Linked DNA regions of Homo sapiens: region 1 is linked to region 2. The links are chromatin loops, found by intact Hi-C in ENCODE. Cell type or tissue: heart left ventricle. All regions are shown on one strand. Links, peaks and the distances in the headings refer to the core of each region. The heading gives the core; the rest is flanking DNA.

What was found. A loop is a pair of places that touch in the nucleus more often than their neighbours do. Peaks named below come from ENCODE experiments on the same cell type or tissue, not always from the same donor. Only the 100,000 strongest peaks of a DNase experiment are listed, where the experiment ranks them.
Region 1: it touches region 2 in a loop (8-fold over the local background); 12 of 110 quality-filtered maps call a loop at or near these places.

Annotation. Positions count from the first base shown.
Region 1 is chr2:65,568,259-65,577,837 of GRCh38, reverse strand. No RefSeq gene overlaps it. Among named protein-coding and RNA genes, the nearest start is that of LINC03050, 29 kb to the left of the region's middle. RefSeq lists enhancers at 490-989, 209-1,408. In heart left ventricle, for the core only: a CTCF peak has its summit at 4,508 (motif pointing right); no DNase peak of the experiment used is centred there; H3K4me3 peaks cover 464 bases; H3K27ac peaks cover 201 bases.
Region 2 is chr2:65,035,812-65,045,390 of GRCh38, reverse strand. The region is part of intron 2 of LINC02576 (long intergenic non-protein coding RNA 2576); the gene reads right to left. Among named protein-coding and RNA genes, the nearest start is that of LINC02576, 9.9 kb to the right of the region's middle. RefSeq lists an enhancer at 4,690-4,779. In heart left ventricle, for the core only: a CTCF peak has its summit at 4,524 (motif pointing right); a DNase peak (open chromatin) is centred at 4,570; H3K4me3 peaks cover 339 bases.

The sequences.
Region 1 (9,579 bases), core at 3,093-5,592, 530 kb before region 2:
CTGTTTTGGATACCTCATATAAGAGGACTTATGCAGCATTTGTCTTGCTGCAACTAGCTGGTTCCACTTAGCATAGTGTCCTCCACATTCATCCATCTCTACTAAAATTACAAAAATTAGCTGGGCATTGTGGCAGGCGCCTGTAATCCCAGCTACTCAGGAGGCTGAGGTAGGAGAATCGCTTGAACCTACATCCTTGTAGCCTATGACAGGATTTCCTTAAGGCTGAATAATATTCCATTGTATATATGATGGATGATCTTGCTACATCATTTTACTGCTGAAAGGTGAATGGACTTGTGAAAATACCACTGTGTTGGCCGGGCACGGTGGTTCACACCTGCAATCCCAGCACTCTGGGAGGCCGAGGTGGGTGGATCACCTGAGGTCAGGAATTTGAGACCAGCCTGGCCAACATGGTGAAACCCCATCTCTTCTAAAAATACAAAAATTAGCTGGGCATGGTGGTGGATGCCTGTAATGCCAGCTACTTGGGAGGCTGAGGCAGGAGAATCTCTTGAACCCGGAAGGCAGAGGTTGCCGTGAGCTGAGATCGCACCATCGCACTCCAAGAGCGAAACTCTGTCTAAAAAAAAAAAAAAGAAAGAAAGAAAAAGAAAATTCCACTGTGTTGATTCAGTTCCTGCCCACAGAGAAAGAGACATTGCCTCTGACCAACTCAAATATCCGAGTTATGAGTCATTCGTTTGTCATTGATTTATTTACATATCAGGATCTACCAGTCCCAGTGTCCTGAATGCACGAGAGAAGATAGACTGAGTCCCTGCCTTCCCAGGATCTCCAGCCCAGTGGGGGCCAAACACACACCAACGAGCCCCAAAATGCCCAGCAAATGCCATAGTGAGAAGAGCCAGGGTGTGGAGAGTTTACAAGGAGAAGGCAGCCCACTGGGCTTGTGAGAGAGGCTAGGGAGGGGCTCACCAGGCACTGAGAGAGGGGAGCAATGGCAGGTACAGAAATCCAGAAAAGCCAAGAGAACAAGCCTGTTGTGACGTAAAAGCAAGTACACAGTGCCTACAAAGCATCCTTGCCCAAAAAAGAACTTAGATCTAATCAAATCTCTAGGTCAGAGTCTCTCAACCTCAGCAATACAGACATTTTGGGCCAGATAATTCTATGTTGCAAAGGAAAGAGTGCTCTCTTATATACTATAGGGGATTTAGCAGCATCCTTGGTCTCTATCCATTGGGTGCCAGGAGCACCCATCCAGTTGTAGCAACCAAAAATGTCTCCAGATATTGCCAAATATCCCTTCAGGAGCTAAATTGCCCCCAGTGGGAACCACTGCTATACTTGGGAAGTTTAATGTAGTGATGGGTTCAGGAGTGGCTGGATCAGGGCTCTGGCTCTGCATTTCTTTCATCAATTGCCTTCTCTCCTGTGTCAGCATCATCTCAAATCTAGCTTTGTTCAAGATACCAAGTGGTTGCTACAGCTCCAGACCTCACAGCTATGTATACTGACCAGACAAAGAGTTTCTTCTCCCACAGTCACTGAGCAAAGGCCTGACTTCGTACTAATTGTGCTAACCTAAACCTGTCCCCTTTCCTATCTCAATCACTGTTGTCAGGGGAAAGCTCCTTACTTCCTGGCTTGAGTTCACATTAAGTGTCTATCCCTGAATTAGTTCATTTACTTCTAACTCATATTAGTCCAGGCGTGGTGGCTCACGCCTATAATCCCAACACTTTGGGAGGCTGAGGTGGGTGGATCACCTGAGGTCAGGAGCTCGAGACCAGCTTGGCCAACATGGTAAAACCCCGTCTCTACTAAAATTACAAAAATTAGCTGGGCATTGTGGCAGGTGCCTGTAATCCCAGCTACTCGAGAGGCTAAGGTAGGAGAATCGCTTGAACCCAGGAGGCGGATGTTGCAGTGAGCCGAGATTGCACCACTGCACTCCAGCCTGGACATCAGAGTGAGACTCCATCTAAAAAAAAAAAAAAAAAAAAAAGACAAAAAATTGAATGCCTACTCTTATAGCCACCTATGTAACCTTACAGTAAATTCTCTTTTCTGTTTAACCTGCTTTAAGGAGGGCTCTGTTATTTTCAACCATTCAACTATTCAACCATTCAACTATTAAGACAAACCACATCTAGAGCATTTGGAGAGGGAACCGTGATGATGAGAGGAGCCCTGAAAGCAGTCCTAATGCAATCAGTACATTGAATAAGCAAGACACCTGATTATAGTGACCAAAACAGCTCATTTGCTCTATCTCTCAACCCTTTCATTTTTACTTACAAAGATATCAGCCTGTTCCTCAGAGGAAAATGTCATCAGTTTTTTTGTTTTTTTGTTTTTTTTTGCCCACTTCTAGGTCAGAGACAATTCTTACGTCACTGTAAATCCCAAACACAGTCTTGACTTCAAAATAAGGATGTCCTGTCAATATAATATTTGGCACACACTTTTTTTGTTTTGTTTTGTTTTTGTTTTTTTTGAGACGAAGTCTCACTCTGTCGCCCAAGCTGGCTGCTCCATGTCTTTCCTGTGGAAACCACTTTTTGAAATTCCCCCAGCGGTCTCAAGCCTGGAGTTAGAATGAGCACTTCCCACTCCTCCCTGAAAAGGGAAGTTGGGGGCCCAAGAGCACAGCAACAACTCTCTCCAAAGAAACCTCTTCACCAAGGCTTGTTCTTTTTCTTTCTCTCATCTCTGTTTTTAAGGATGTCCAAAAGTCAGGGAGCAGTTCCCCAGAGATTTCCCTTGAGAGTCTGCAAGTGAGGAATTGTTTTCCACACACTTTGCCAGGAAAAGTCCCATTCTAACACCTCTCACATTAGTATATAAAAAGACTTACTGCGGGAAAAAGTGTGCATCACAAATGAGCAAAGTCATGGAGTATCCGCAAGTCATGTGGGGAAGATGGACTCTCAGGGTTAAGAAAAGAATAGAAAGTTCAATACTCACTATGCACCATACGCAGAAAATTTAATCCCAGTTATTTTAGGCCATAAAATATAAAAAAGAAGTAGTTTTAAAACTAGAAATGTTGTAAGTGTGTATTTCACTGGTTTTGTAATAATATAGAACTTTCTAAGCCTCAAGACAATGGGGAGAAAAGCACAGAAGAAAAGCTAATAGTTTAACATTTCTTTTTAACTAGAACACTTAGTAGACATTGAGAACCTGCTGCTATATTGAAACTCAGAAAATCCTCTCCTAGGATCAGAGGCATAAAGATGCCAAGAAGTCAACCAAAGTTGTATGACAGACCAAGAAACGTCTGTTTCAGACATTTGGAATCCTATAAGATTCCATAAGTTACTTTCAATTGAACCAAATATAACATGTCCTAAACTTCACAGTGAGACTGCTGTTTCACATGACAGCCATATTCCAGATTAATGCAACCTGACAGCATGCTCTATTTTTCTTTTTCTTTTTCTTTTTCTTTTCTGAGACAGAGTTTTTAGCTCTTGTTGCCCAGGCTGGAGTGCAATGGCACGATCTCGGCTCACTACAACCTCTGCCTCCCGGGTTCAAGCGATTGTCCTGCCTCAGCCTCCTGAGTAGCTGGGATTATGGGCACCCACCACCACGCCCAACTAATTTTTGTATTTTTAGTAGAGACGGGGTTTAACCACATTGGCCAGGCTGGTCTCGAACTCCTGACCTCAGGTGATCCTCCCGCCCCGGCCTCCCAAAGTGCTGGGATTACAGGCGTGAGCCACCGGGCGCCTGGTCCCATGCTCTATTTTTCATTCATTCATTTCACAAAAGCTATTATGAGCCCAGACTGTGCAGCACTGTTCCAGGCTCTTGGCATCCAAAAGCTAACCAGACCGTGCTCCCTCCCTCATGTATTTTACCTTCTTTGGAGGCAGAGGGACAATAAATAAGTGCAGAAGTTAACAAACTTTTTCATATTGTGAGAAATGGCAACATAATATGAGCTCATATTTTTACAATCCAGAGTTGCTTTCATTAAGAATCTGTGCTTCTCAACCTTGGGTACACTTTGGACTAATGTAGAAAGCCCTTTTAAATACTGATGACTGGTTCCCATTCCCAGAGATTCTGGCATAATTGGCTAGGTAAAGCCTAGGCATTGGCCTTTTTTTTTTTTTTTTTTTTTTTTTTTTTTTTTTTTTTTTTGAGACAGCGTCTCCCTCTGTCACCCAGGCTGGAGTGCAGTGGCGCGATCCTGGCTCACTGCAACCTCCGCCTCCCTGGTTCAAGTGATTCTCCTGCCTCAGCCTCCCGAGCAGCTGGGATTACAGGCGCACGCCCGGCTAATTTTCTTTTTGTTTTTTGTTTGTTTTTTTTTAGTAGAGATGGGGTTTCACTGTGTTGCCCAGGCTAGTCTCGATCTCCTGAGCTCAGGCAATCCATCCGCCTCGGCCTCCCAAAGTGCTAGGATTACAGGCTTGAGCCACCGCGCAAGGCCTTTTGTTTTTTGTTTTGTTTTGTTTTTCCCATCCCCTCAAGTGATTCTAATGTACGGCCAGAAGAGAACTGAAAAGGGTATATAAAAGAAACTACCACTAGATGTCACTGTCCCCAAAGGTTTGAAGAGAAACAGTCCTCAAGTAGTCAATGGCTAAGTTCCCGCTAGATAAACAGACTTGATTTTGCCATATTTTGGATCCAAGCAAATGTCCAATACAAATATATATATATGTTCCTCAATTTATCTTTGGCCTGAATGAAGCAAGTCATACAAAACCCAAATGTGGCCGGGCGTGGTGGCTCACGCCTGTAATCCCAGCACTTTGGGAGGCCGAGGCGGGCGGATCACGAGGTCAGAAGATCCAGACCATCCTGGCTAACACGGTGAAACCCCGTCTCTACTAAAAATACAAAAAATTAGCCGGGCGTGGTGGCGGACGCGTGTAGTCCCAGCTACTCGGGAGGCTGAGGCAGGAGAATGGCATGAACCCGGGAGGCGGAGCTTGCAGTGAGCCAAGATCGCGCCACTGCACTCCAGCCTGGGCGACAGAGCAAGACTCCATCTCAAAAAGAAAAAAAAAAAAAAACCAAATGTATTAGTTTGCTGGGGCTGCCATAACAAACTTGGGGGCTTAACAGAAGCCCAAAGTGTTTTGTTGGAGAGTTATTTTCTCTTGAGGCCTCTCTTCTTGGTTTGCAAATGGCCATCTTTTTCTTTTCTCTTTTTTTTTTTTTTTTTTTTTTTTGAGACAGTGTCTTCTCTGTTGCCCAGACTGGAGTGCAGTGGCTGGATCTCAGCTCACTGCAACCTCCACCTCCTGGATTCAAGCAATTCTCCTACCTCAGCCTCCCGAGTAGCTGAGATTACAGGTGCACGCCACCATGCCTGGCTAATTTTTTGTATTGTTTTGTAGAGACAGGGTTTCACCACATTGCACAGGCTGGTCTTGAACTCCTGGGCTCAAGCAATCCTCTCACCTCGGCCTCTCAAAGTGCTGGGATTTCAGGTGTAAGCCACCATGCCCAGTCTTGCAGATAGCCACCTTTCCACTGTGTCCTCACATGGCTGTCCTTCAGCCCGTGTTGGCTGGGTCCTAATCCCCACTTCTTATAAAGATACCAGTAATACTGAATTAGGGCCCACCCTAAAGACTGTTTTAACTTAATGACTTCTTTAAAGGCCCTATCTCCAAATACAATCTACAGTCACATTCTGAAGTTCTGGGCCATTAAGGGCTTCAACATATGAATTTGCGGGGCGGGGCTGGGGGGAGGGCAGATACATTTTTCAAGAAATCACCAAGAAATCAAAAGCAAAACCAATCTACTTGATGAGTGGCAAATGAGTAGTTTCCCAGCCATCCACAATTCTAAAGATCTCTCACATAATAACTATGGAGCAAATTGGTTGCTTTAAAAAACAAAAAAGACTTTTAAAAATTATTTTTATTCTTTATTTCTTTAGTTTTTTTTAGCCAGGACATGTTCTTATATGAATTTTTTTTTTTTGCAAAAATCGTACTTCTTGGCCAGGCACGGTGCCTCACACCTGTAATCCTAGCACTTTGGGAGGCCAAGGCAGGCGGATCACCTGAGGTCAGGAGTTCGAGACCAGCCTGACCAACATGAAGAAACCTCGTCTCTATTAAAAATACAAAAATTAGCCGGGCGTGGTGGCGGGTGCCTGTAATCCTAGCTACTCAGGAGGCTGAGACAGGACAATCGCTTGAACCCAGGAGGCAGAGGTTGCAGTGAGCCAAGATCGCACCACTTTGCACACCAGCCTGGGTAAGAGAGTGAGACTCTGTCTCCAAAAAAAAAAAAAAAAAAAAAAAAGGCCTAATCCAAATAGGAAAAGAGGAAGAAAAACTCTCTCTCTTTGCAGACAATATGATTTTTTTCTTTTCTTTTCTTTTCTTTGCTTTTTTTAAGAGACAGAGTTTTACTTTTGTTGCCCAGGCTGTGCAATGGTGTGATCTCGGCTCACCGCAACCTCCGCCTCCCGGGTTCAAGCAATTCTCCTGCCTCGGCCTCCCAAGTAGCTGGGATTATAGGTGAGCACCGCCACGCCCGGCTAATATTTTTCTATTTTTAGTAGAGATGGAGTTTCACCATGTTGGCCAGGCTGGTCTTGAACTGCTAACCTTAGGTGATCCACCTGCCTCAGCCTTCCAAAGTGCTGGGATTACAGGCATGAGCCACTGCACCTGGCCCAGACAATTCGATTCTATACCTTGAAAACCCCATAGTCTCTGCCCAAAGGTTCATTGATCTGATAAACAATTTCAGCAAAGTTTCAGGATACAAAATTAATGTACAAAAATCAGTAGCACTTCTATACACCAATAGCATCCAAGCTGAGAGCCAAATCAAGACTGCAATCCCATTCACAATAGCCACACACAAAAATAAGGTACCTAGGAATATAGCTAACCAGAGAGGTGAGAGATCTCTACAGGGAGAATTATAAAACACTGCTGAAAAAACTCAGAGATAACACAAACAAATGGAAAAACATTCCATGTTCATGAATAGGAAGAATCAATATTGTTAAAATAGACATACTGTCCAAAGCTATCTACAGATTCAATGATATTCCTATCAAACTACCAATGACATTTTTCACAGAATTAGAAAAAGAAACATTCTAAAATTCATTTGGAACCAAAAAAGGGCCTGAATAGCCAAAACAATCCCAAGCAAAATGAACATAGCTGGAGGCATCACACTACCCAACTTTAAACTATGCTATAAGGATACAGTAACCAAAACCACATGGTACTGATACAAAAACACACATAGACCAATGGAACAGTTAGAGAACACAGAAATAAAGCCACACATCTACAACTATCTGATCTTTGACAAAACTGACAAAAACAAGGAACAGGAAAAGGTCTCTCTATTCGATAAATAGTGCTGGGATAACTGGCTAGCCATATGCAGAAGATTGAAACTGGACCCTTTCCTTACACCATGTACAAAAATCAACTCAAGATGGATTAAAGACTTAAATGTAAAACTTAAAACTATAAAAACCCAGGAAGAAAATCTAGGAAATAACATTCTGGACATTGACCCAGGCAAAGACTTCATTATGAAGCCTCCAAAAACAGTAACAAAAAAAAAAAAAAATTGACAAGTGGGACCTAATTAAACTAAACAGTCTCTGAAAAGCAAAAGAAACTATCAGCCGGGCGCAGTGGCTCACGCCTATAATCCCACCACTTTGGGAAGCCGAGGCGGGCGGATCACAGGGTCAGGAGTTCAAGACCAGCCTGACCAACATTGTGAAACCCCATCTCTACTAAAAATACAAAAATTGGCCAGGCATGGGGTGCCTGCCTGTAATCCCAGCTACTCAGGAAGCTGAGGCAAGAGAATTGCTCGAACCCGGGAGGCGAAGGTTGCAGTGAGCAGAGACCGCACCACTGCACTCCAGCCTGGGCAACAGAGCGAGACTCCGTCTCAACAGGAGAGAGTGAAAGAGAGAGAGAGAGAAAAGAAAGGAAAAAAGAAAGAAAAGAAAAGAGGGAAGGAAGGAAGGAAGGAAAGGAAGGAAGGAAGAAAGAAAGAAAAGAAAAGAAAAGAAAGAAGAAAGAGAAAGAAAGGAAGGAAGAAAGAAAGAGGAAAAGAAAAGAATAGAATGAATCACTGGGCACAATGGCTCATGCCTGTAATCCCAGCACTTTGGGAGGCCGAGGAGGGTGGATCACCTGAGGTCAGGAGTTTGAGACTAGCCTGGCCAACATGGTGTAACCCTGTCTCTACTAAAAATACAAAAATTAGCCAGGCATGGTGACAGGTGCCTGTAATCCCAGCTACTCAGGAGGCTGAGGCAGGAGAATCGCTTGAACCCGGGAGGTGGAGGTTGCAGTGAGCAGATATCGCACCATTTCACTCCAGCCTGGGTGAAAGAGCAAAACTCTGTCTCAAAAAAATAAACAAATAAACTGTCAACAGAGTAAACAGACAACCTACAGAATGGGAGAAATATTTGCAAACTATACATTTGACAAAGGTCTAATATCAAGAATCTATAAGGAACTCAAATAAACAGGCGAAAATCAACCCCATTAAAAAATGGACATGAACAGATACTTCTCATAAAAAGACACTCACGCAGCCAACAAGCATATAAGAAAAAATGCTCAATATCACTAATCATGAGAGAAACGCAAATCAAAACCACAACGAGATACTATCTCACACCAGTTGAATGGCTATTAGTAAAAAGTCAAAAAATAACAGATGCTGGCAAGGTTGTAGAGAAAAAGGAATGCTTATACACTGCTGGTGGGAATGTAAATTAGTTCAGCCACTGTGAAAAGCAGTCTGGAGATTTCTCAAAGAACTTAAAATAGAACTATCATTTGATCCAGCAATCTCATTACTGGGTATATACCCAAAGGAATATAAATGGTTCTACCATAAAGACACAAGTACATGTATGTTCATTACAGCACTATTCACAACAGCAAAGACATGAAATCAACATAAATGCCCATCAATGGTAGGCTGGATTAAAAGAATGTGGTACATACACACCATGGAATGCTATACAGGTATTTTTTTAAAAATGAGATCATGGCCTTTGCAGCACATGGGTGGAGCTGCAGGCCATTATCCTAAGCAAATTAACACAGGAACAGAAAACCAAATGCCACATGTTCTCACATACAAGTGGGAGCTAAACATCAAGTACACATGGACTCAAAGAAAGGAGCAATAAGGCCAGGCACAGTGGCTCATGCCTGTAATCCCAGCACTTTGGGAGGCCGAGGCAGGCAGATCACCTGAGGTCGGAAGTTCGAGACCAGCCTGACCAACATGGAGAAACCCCATCTCCACTAAAAATACAAAATTGGCCAGGCGTGGTGGCACATGCCTGTAATCCCAGCTACTCGGGAGGCTGAGGCAGGAGAATCACTTGAACCCGGGAGGCAGAGGTTGTGGTGAGCCAAGATCGCACCATTGCACTCTTCAGCCTGGGAAACGAGTGAAACTCTGTCTCAAAAAAAAAAAAAAGGGAGCAATAGACACAGGGGCCTATTTGAGGGTGGAGGGTGGAAGGATGGTGAGGATTGAAGAACTACCTATCAAGTACTATACTGATTACCTGGGTGACAAAATTATCTGTGACCACGTAACTTACCCATG
Region 2 (9,579 bases), core at 3,267-5,766:
TATTTTGATGGGTGACAATTAATAAGAACATAGATTAGGTAAATTACATTTATTACAACCAACAGCGGTTTATTAACTACATTAGAGATGCTGTTAAAGGAATAGGTGAGCGATTAGGGGCTACTAGCCAGATGGCTTGGGAAAATAGAAGAGCCTTAGACACGGTATTAGCAGAAAGAGGAGTTTGCGTCATGATTAAAACTCAAGGTTGTACCTTCATCCCAAACACCACCGCCCCTGATGGACGTATAACAAAGGCATTGCAAGGTCTAACCGCTCTGTCTAGTGAGTTAGCCAAAAACCCAGGGGTAAATGATCCCTTTACAAGGTGGCTAGAAAAATGGTTTGGTAAATGGAAAGGAATCATAGCCTCGATTCTTACTTCTCTCGCAGCCGTAGTAGGTGTACTCATTCTTGTTGGGTGTTGTGTCATACCATGCATCTGTGGGCTGGTGTACAAACTCATACAGGCAGCACTTACTAAAACCTCCCTTAATTCTCCTCCACCTTATTCAGAGAAGCTTTTTCTTTTAGAGAATCAAACAGAACAGCTAAGCCAAGACATGTTAAGGAAGTTTGAAGAGAAAGAACTATAAAAATTCAAGAAGGGGGATTGTTAAATATAGTAGACCCCAAGTTTCTCTTCAAAGAATCAGTATGTCAGTATGTTCAGTTCTCTTATTCTTTGATTCTCCATTTTAAAGTTTAACTTCCTGGTTCTCTTCACCCCTTTGCTTCTAGTTTCAGTAAACAACTTTCTCGCGAGTCCTAATCAGTAGTTCACATCTGTTCCCCTGGTCACCTGCTCCATCCTGACTCATCCTGGTCACCTGCTGTGACCTAAGTCACCTTTAGTTACCTGTTCCTAACCGTCCTTCCTGCCACACTACTCACCCTGCCACTCTGGCTCATACCTTTGCTCTCTTTAAAATAGCCAGTTGGAATTAGCTTAGACTGTGCGGTCCAACCCTAGCCAATAGGGAAACAACACAGCAGTAGGGGCTACCTGCCTCAGGAATAAGAACTCCTTGCCCTTCCCTGTCCAGGTGTGCTGTTGCCATTACTCCATTCGCGAGTTACACTCTTCTATAGAAGTAAAAATTGCCTTGCTGAGAAAATTAAATTTATGTTTGAGTGCTGTTTCTTCGTGGCACTGGGGAACAAGCATTTCTAACAGCAGTGTAGAGGAAAGAACTTGGCTGGGACCTTACCCTCCTGCCTCACTGATGGAATGAGACATCTGCAGAGGAAGCTGATTTGGGGTAAAGACAATGAGTTGATTTGGGGCATGAAAGTGAAAGTAAGATTCCCAGATGGTGCTGCCTTTTGTCTTTTTTTAATTTTTATTTTTTGAGACGGAGTCTTGCTCTGTCACCGAGGCTGGAGAGCAGTGGCATGTTCTCGGTTCACTGCAATCTCCACCTACAGGGTTTAAGTGATTCTCCTGCCTCAGCCTCCCGAGTAGCTGAGACTACAGGTGAGCACCACTACACCCAGCTAATTTTTTGTATTTTTAGTAGAGGCTGGGTTTCACCGTGTTAGCCAGGATGGTCTCAATCTCCTGACCTCGTGATCTGCCAGCCTCGGCCTCCCAAAGTGCTGGGATTACAGGCATGAGCACCGCGCCCGGCCCTGCCTTTTCTCTTGTTGGAGACATGGAGCTCAAGTTAGGAAGTCAGGGATGGAGATGAAGATGGGATGGTCGATCATATAGATGTAATGCTTAAAGCTACAGACAGGGAAGAGATTTCCATAGGCATGGAAGTGTAAAGCTGGAAAAGCCAAGGGCAGTTGCTGTAACACTATTCCTTCAGCCGTTTTCACCAGAACTTTGGAAACTTGCATCTGGAATGAGTAGGTGAAGTGAATTAGATTTTCCAACTGTATGGTGCAGGCTGCATCAACATCTATGTGCAACCCACAGACTTCATGTCCAACATTCACATCTTATGACATTGTCTCATTGTTAAGCATCTTGAGGTAGGATAACTTTTTGAGCTACAAATGTGGAATTTCCTCTTGTATTTCCCCACTTTTCCTCCTCAGGCAGGCTTCGTTTTACTTTCCTCAGGAGCTGGCAGGCTGAAGGCAGAAATTGCCTGCAAAACACTTCTTTTCCTGGCTTTGTTTTCAAAAGCCTAAGTCCCCTGATGTGTCTGAGTGTACAGTGTACTGGAGGGAGAGGAGACAGGAAGCAGCTCTGACGGAAACCCTAGCAGGCAGTGGTGGATTTCCCCCAGGGTAAAAGATTGCTCCAAGCCAGGGGAGGGGTCCAGGGTCCTGCAATAGCTGGGACCTGTGCTCTGCCCTCTGACAACACCCCAGGGGAGTGGTCAGATCTCAGAGAGGAACAGTTACAGGGCTCCCAGCCTCACCAAATATCCATATGTCCCAAGGGTGGCGTGAAAGCTAGTGGGCTGTTAGAACTGAGGGAACCAGATAAATTGGGCCCTGGTGGCCTTGACAGTGACCAGTAATGATCTATAACTGCAGGGTCTTCCTAGGACCTTGAAGGATGGCCTGAAGTAGAAAATCCTGTTGGGTTTGGAGTAGAAATTAAGTTGGTTTAAATTTATTATTATTATTATTTGTTTTTCTTTTTTCCTTTTTTTTGAGGCAGAGTCTCGGTCTGTTGCCCAGGCTGGAGTGCAGTGGTGCGATCTCTGCTCACTGCAGCCTCTGCCGCCTGGGTTCAAGCAATTCTCCTGCATCAGCCTTCTGAGTAGCTGGGATTACAGGTGCGCGCCACCACGCCTGGCTAATTTTTGTGTTTTTAGTAGAGACGGGGTTTCACCATGTTGGCCAGGCTGGTCTCAAACTCCTGACCTTGTGATCCATCCGCCTCGGCCTCCCAAAGTGCTGGGATTACAGGCATGAGCCACCACTCCCGGCCTTATTATTTGTTTTGTTTAGAGAGGGGGTCTTGCTCTGTCCCAGGCTGGAGTGCAGTGGCATGATGATAGCTCACTGCAGCTTCAAACTCCTGGGCTCAAGCGATCCTTCTGCCTTAGCTTAGGACTACAGGTGTATGCCACCATGCCTGGCTATTATAATTTAATTTAATTTAATTTTTTTTTTTTTTTAGACATGGGGTCTTACTATGTTGCCCAGGTTGATCTTAGACTTCTGGCCTCAAGCAGTCCTCCCTCCTTGGCCTCCCACAGGCCTGGGATTACAGATGGGAGCTACCATTCCCAGCCTCGTAATGGAAATTTAAAAATTTTATAAGGAATAGCTATACTACATCAATAATACTGCCTGACCATCTTTGTACATATAACTTTTTTATATACAGGAATTTTTTTTTTAAAGATAGATTCACAGAAGTAGAACTACTGATTGAAAGGGTATAGACATTTTTAAGCATCTTGATACATGTGGCTTAAATGCCACATGTATGGCCTAAACTGATTGAGTCTTTTCAGGTTTGGATTTTAAAACTAGAACCCTCTCTTCAGTGGAGTGGGATGGGGGAAACACTGGAAACCTCATGGGAAGCAGTTGCAATATTTCATATGAAATGCGAGGAAGGGCCAGACTGAGATTATGGCCATGGGGAGAGAGAAAGGGATAAAATCCCCTATCATTCAGGAGGTGCTATCAATAACCCATCTCTGCATATGGGTGAAGAAGTGAAGGGGAGGCAACAATCAAGATCCCCTTACTAATTTCCAGTTGAAAATCGAGTAGATGAAAATCCTATCAACTAAGAGGCAATGTGGCTTGGTGGTAAATGCCTGTGTTTTGGATCTAACTGACCAAGTTCAAATTCCAACTGTCCCAACTAATTAGCTGCATGGCCTTGGGCAGGTTGTTAAAACTCTCTGAGCGCATATGCCTAGATTTCCTTATTTGTGAAATGAGGATAGTAGCGTTTATGCCTACCAAAGAACTGTAAGGATTAAATGTGAATTTTTTTTTTTTTTTGAGACAGAGTCTCGCTCTGTCGCCCAGGCTGCAGTGCAGTAGCATGATCTCGGCTCACTGCAGCCTCCACCTCCCGGATTCAAGCAATTCCCCTGCCTCAGCCTCCCAAATAGCTGGCACTACAGGAAAGCACTACCACGCCCAGATGATTTCTGAATTTTTAGTAGAGACGGGGTTTCACCATGTTGGCCATGCTGGTCTTGAACTCCTGGCCTCAAGCGATCCTCCCCCCTTGGCCTCCCACAGTGCCCGGCCATAAGTGTGAAAATGTCTTTAACCGCCTGGCCCATTGGGACTTTGAAGAAATTAATGAAAACAGATAATACTAATAGAAGAGGATGTACAGAGGGTTAAAGAATATATTTGGTTTGAGATCCATTTGTTTAAGATGCATGAAATCTCACGAAATGGACTTTATCTTGGTATGCTTTTATTTTTTTAATTTTAACTTTGAAATAATTTTTCCTTTATACTTCTTTCTGTACACTGCTGCTTTCATTTTTTTTTAAGAGACCTAAAGGTATGATAGGGACAAGGAAAGAGAGGGTGGTGATCCTGTTGCCCTTGTGGGTAAGGACTGCGGAGGCAGTGGTGCAGTTCTCAAGCATGACCACAAGGTGGAGTCCGTAGTAAGTGGAAATGGTTTACCCTGCGTGGGAGGAGACTGGGCAGGATCCTGGAGCAGATTCGGTGGCAGCCGCAGAGCCCTCGGTCCAGTTCTGCAGGCGAGTCCCATCTAGCCTCTTCTGCCTTTTGGTGACTGACTTTTCACGATGTAAAGTTAATCACAGTTACACATAACAGCCACCACACACTCCCAGGACCCCAAAGAAACCATGAAGAAAATAATCACAAGCATAACAGTTCACCTTTTGGTGGTTCTCCATTGCCAGTTGCATGAGCTCCCAACTCCTTGACTTTCAGTTCTGGGACTTCCAGTCTATGAGACCCCACTTACCTTTCTGGAATCTTCTCCTAATACTTTTCTACCTGGCCCATAGGCTCCAGTCAACTGCCTACTCACGGATCCCCAAAAATGCCCCTCATTTTCACCTTGCCTTTTGCTTGTTCTGTTCCCTGTTTCTGGAAAGTGATTTCTCCATTTCTGCTTATTGAAACCTCAGTAATACTCGAAGAACTCGTTACATCTGTGAGGGCTCTTTATGTTTCAAGTAACACCCGGACAATAAAGGGAATCTAATGGCTCCTATACTGAGAAATATCGAGGTATCTAGTTAGCTTCAGGTGACGTCTGTTCAGCAGCTTGGACAGCACCACAGGTGACTTGGTTTTACTCCATTTTTGTCTTCTGCCTTTTGCTGTGTCGGCTTGCGTTCAGAACCCCTAGTGGCTCTTTCAGTCCTCCCCTAGCAGGTAGGTGTGCTCCGTATCTTCCTTCTGCTTCTTAACGTCTCTATTCTTCTCCTCCCTGCTCAGTGCCCTTGGAGGATGACCTGGCTTAGATTTGCGGGCTTCCTTGCCTTCTGTCTTCCACTTGGGTTTGGCCAGTGAGGAGCACCAGCATGGGCTCCACGGATGGCTGGGCTATTAATTAAATCTCTGTCTTCCATGGTGCACAGCACAGGCTGCCTTCATCCCTCATCTATGAGGTGACAGTCTCCATATCTCTATCTCTGCATTCCAGCAACCACCCTCTGTAGGCCTAGGGTGGTAATGGCCCCAAGATATTTCATTATTCCTTAAGTTTTCCCTACACATGCTCACACTTTTGCAAACTGTCCATGTTTTTTTTTTTTTTTAAATAGAGATAGGGTCTCACTCTGTCACCCAGGCTGGAGATCATAGTTCACTGTGGCCTCGAACTCCTGGGTTCAAGAGATCCTCCCGCCTCAGCCTCCTAAGTAGCTGGGATTACAGGTGTGCACCGCCAACAGTCCACTTACTAACTGCTCCTCAAATTGTCCAGTTTGAGTGTGCCATCTGCTTCCTGCTGGGACCTTGACTGATATAGCAATCCCGAATCACACATCTTCATACTACACTGCTCAGTGGTAGAAAGGCGGGAGAAAGAGGTTCTCTTTTGGCCATTTTAACAGGAAAGAGAGTATGCTTCTTGCCCGGCAAACAACTTTTAAATTCTTTTTTATTTTATTTTATTTTTTTGAGACGGAGCCTCGCCCTGTCATCCAGGCTGGAGTGCAGTGGTGTGATCTCAGCTCTCTGCAACCTCCCCCTCCGGGTTCAAGCCATTTTCCGGCCTCAGTCTCCTGAGTAGCTGGGATTACAGGTGCACGCCACCACGCCCAGCTGATTTTTTCTATTATTAGTAGAGATGGGATTTCACCATGTTGGCCAGGCTGGTTTTGAACTCCTGACCTCAAGTGATCTGCCCGTCTCAGCCTCTCGAAGTGCTGGGATTACAGGCGTGAGCCACTGTGCCTGGCCCCAGCAAACATCTTGATTATTTTTGGCCTCAGTTGTAATCTGCCTAAACTAATAAGAGACTTTCTTGGTGCCAAGGGTGGGTCATTTCAAGCCAAACCCCATGACTGAAATAGGCAAAGGGTGGTTCCCCCAGAACAGAATCAAGATGCAGCAGTGCTAACTGGAAGAAGGAGAAAATTCAGCACCTTCTTCCCAAATGCCATCTCTTTCTTTGAAGCTTGTCCTTATTCCCCCAAGAGGATACAACATGATGGCCAACAAGATGGTGTAGTTCCCAAGATGGAGATTATAGTGTAGTTGGGGAAACAATTATTTAATTTAACTTTTTCTTTTTTAGGGTCTCACTCTGACACCCAAGCTGGAGTTCAGTGGCACCATCTCAGCTCACTTTAGCCTCGACCTCCCAGGCTCAAGTGATCCTCCCGCCTTAGCCTCCCGAGTAACTGGGACTACAGGTCTGCACCACCACACTTGGCTAATTTGTAATTTTTTTTATAGAGACAGGATCTCACTATGTTGCCCAGGCTGGTCTCAAACTCCTGGACACAAGTAATCCTCCTGCCTCAGCCTCCCAAAGTACTGGGATTACAGGCATGAGCCACTGCACCCACCATGGGGAGACACTTAAATACACAAAGAATAATGATCTATTACATTAAGTACTGGGAAGGAAACAAATGAGGTGCTGAGGGAAGAAAAACATGGATGACCTATTAAAGATCATGTGACCAGGGAAGGCTCCCCTGAGGAGGTGACATTTAAGCTGAGGCTGGAAAGATGAGAAAGAGACAACAAGTGATGGGAAAGGACAGGAATTCCAGGCATTCTTTTTATTTGTTTGTTTGTTTGTTTGAGACAGAATCTTGCTGTGTCGCCCAGGCTGGAGTGCAGTGGCACAATCTTGGCTCACTGCAACCTCCACCTCCAGGTTCAAGCAATTCTCCTACCTCGGCCTCCAGAGTGGCTGGGATTACAGGCACGCACCACTATGCCCAACTAATTTTTGTATTTTCGGTAGAGACGGGGGTTCCCCATGTTGGTCAGGCTGGTCTCGAACTCCTGACCTCAAGTGATCCACCCACCTTGGCCTCACAAAGTGCTGGAATTACAGGAATGGGCCACCATGCCCAGCTGAATTCCAGGCATTCTGAGGTGCACTGGCTAGAGAATGAATAGATACCAAATGTGGAGGCACTTAGGTGAGGCCACTGTGGCTGAAGTGAGGTGGGCAAAGGGTAGAGCCATCTGGGTGAGGCAGGAGAGGCAGGCGGGGCTTCCTGGACCAGTGTTTGGATTCCAGCTGGGTGCAGAGAAGAGACCCTGAAGGATATTCAGCAGGGGTGAAAATCTGATTTCTGTTTTAAGATCACCCTGGAAATAGAGGCACTCATTTGGAAGATGCTGTGTTGTCTAGGTGACAGATGGCAGAGACGTAGAGAGGGTGCCAGCTGTGGAGATGGAGAAAACCAAACAAATCGAGCTGTATTTTACAGGTAGAATCAGCATGATGATTAGCAGCTGGAACGGGGTGGTTGGGAGGTAAAGAAGAGTGTAGAGTAACTCCTCAGTTGCTGGTTTGATTATTGAGTTGTGGTGATGGGGGAGGGATGGCAATCAGGAGGTCAGCGGCCAGAGGCCACCCAGCATCTCTGGGTCTAAAAGGCAAATTCCAACAGAAGTTTAATTGGCTTCCTTTGAGTCAGACGCTTACCTGGTTCATTAGCTAGGCTGAGGTTGGGGGAGCACACAGGGATGGGTATGCTAGGTAGGGCCTGCCTAAACTTGCTAGCAGCCTACAAGAATGGAGAAAAGAAGCATGTGAATAACTAGAATCCAGAGAATTTTAAGGCCTGGGGCAGATGCCTTCTGGGGTGCCATCCCAGCCCCCCAGTCATTTCCCTTTCTCTAGAACCTGTTCCACCCACCCCAGGGTAGGGACCAGCCGCAGTAGATGGCAGGCAGAAAGAGATTCTGCTATAAAACACCATACACATAAAAGAAAGAACAGCAACAAATGGACAAAGATGGAGTATGGTTTTGTGCCCAAAGAATTTACAACCCCAAAATGAGTTTCGTGATATGCCTGCTTTGATTTCTCATTTATTCCAAGTTATCATTTATATTGTTAATCTATACAGTTTTCTCCCCCCACGTATTAGACAGCTTTTAAAAATGGTTTTCAAGGCTGGGTACTGTGGCTCTTGCCTATAATCCCAGCATTTTGAGAGGCTGAGGCAGGTGGATCATTCGAGGTTAGGAGTTCGAGACCAGCCTGGCCAACATGGTGAAACCCCACCTCTACTAAAAATACAAAAATTAGCCAGGCGTGATGGCATGTGCCTGTAATCCCAGCTACTCGGGAGGCTGAAGCAGGAGAATCGCTTGAACCCAGGAGGTTAGAGTGAGCAGAGATTGCACCACTGCACTCCAGCCTGGGTGACAGAGAGAGACTGTCTCAAAAAAAAAAAAATGGTTTTCAAGTTACTTCGTGTGTATTTAAGTTTTTTGCCTACTTGATAAGCCCTCTGTTGGAAACTTCTCTGCAACCCTTGTTTATGAACCAGACAGGGCTGTGAGTATTCTGGTATACTGATGTCTACTCATTTACTGGTGTAAATTATTTCTCTGCCTCTATGCTAACTAGAGATATAGATATATATATATATGAATAATGAATATATAAAATTTATCAGTTTTCTCCCTCTATCTTAAAAGATTATTCACTGGGCTGGGCACGGTGGCTCATGCTGGTAATCCCAGCACTTTGGGTGGCTGAGGCGGGCAGATCACTTAAAGTCAGGAGTTTGAGACCAGCCCGGCCAACATGGTGAAACCTCGTCTCCACTAAAAATACAAAAAATTAGCTGCGTGTGATGGTGAGCGCCTATAATCCCAGCTACTCGGGAGGCTGAGGCAGGAGAATCACTTGAACCCGGGAGGCAGAGGTTGCAGTGAGCCAAGATCGCGCCATTGCATTCCAGACTGGGGGACAAGAGCGAGACTTTGTCTCAAAAAGAAAAAAAAAAGAAGATAGTCTGGATGTAAGTAATTATTCAGGCAATTTAAAATGACCCCTTGAAATTAAATGCCACTTGTTTTGATTAGACTTTTTTCTAAAATGTCTGACATCATTCTGTGCCATAGGAAATTGAGTTAGTAACATCTTAACTTTTTCTGTTCTTTTAATTTTCCGACTCAGTCATTGTTATGAAACCCCAGGCACTGTCGTGGCTGTACTCCAGCCTT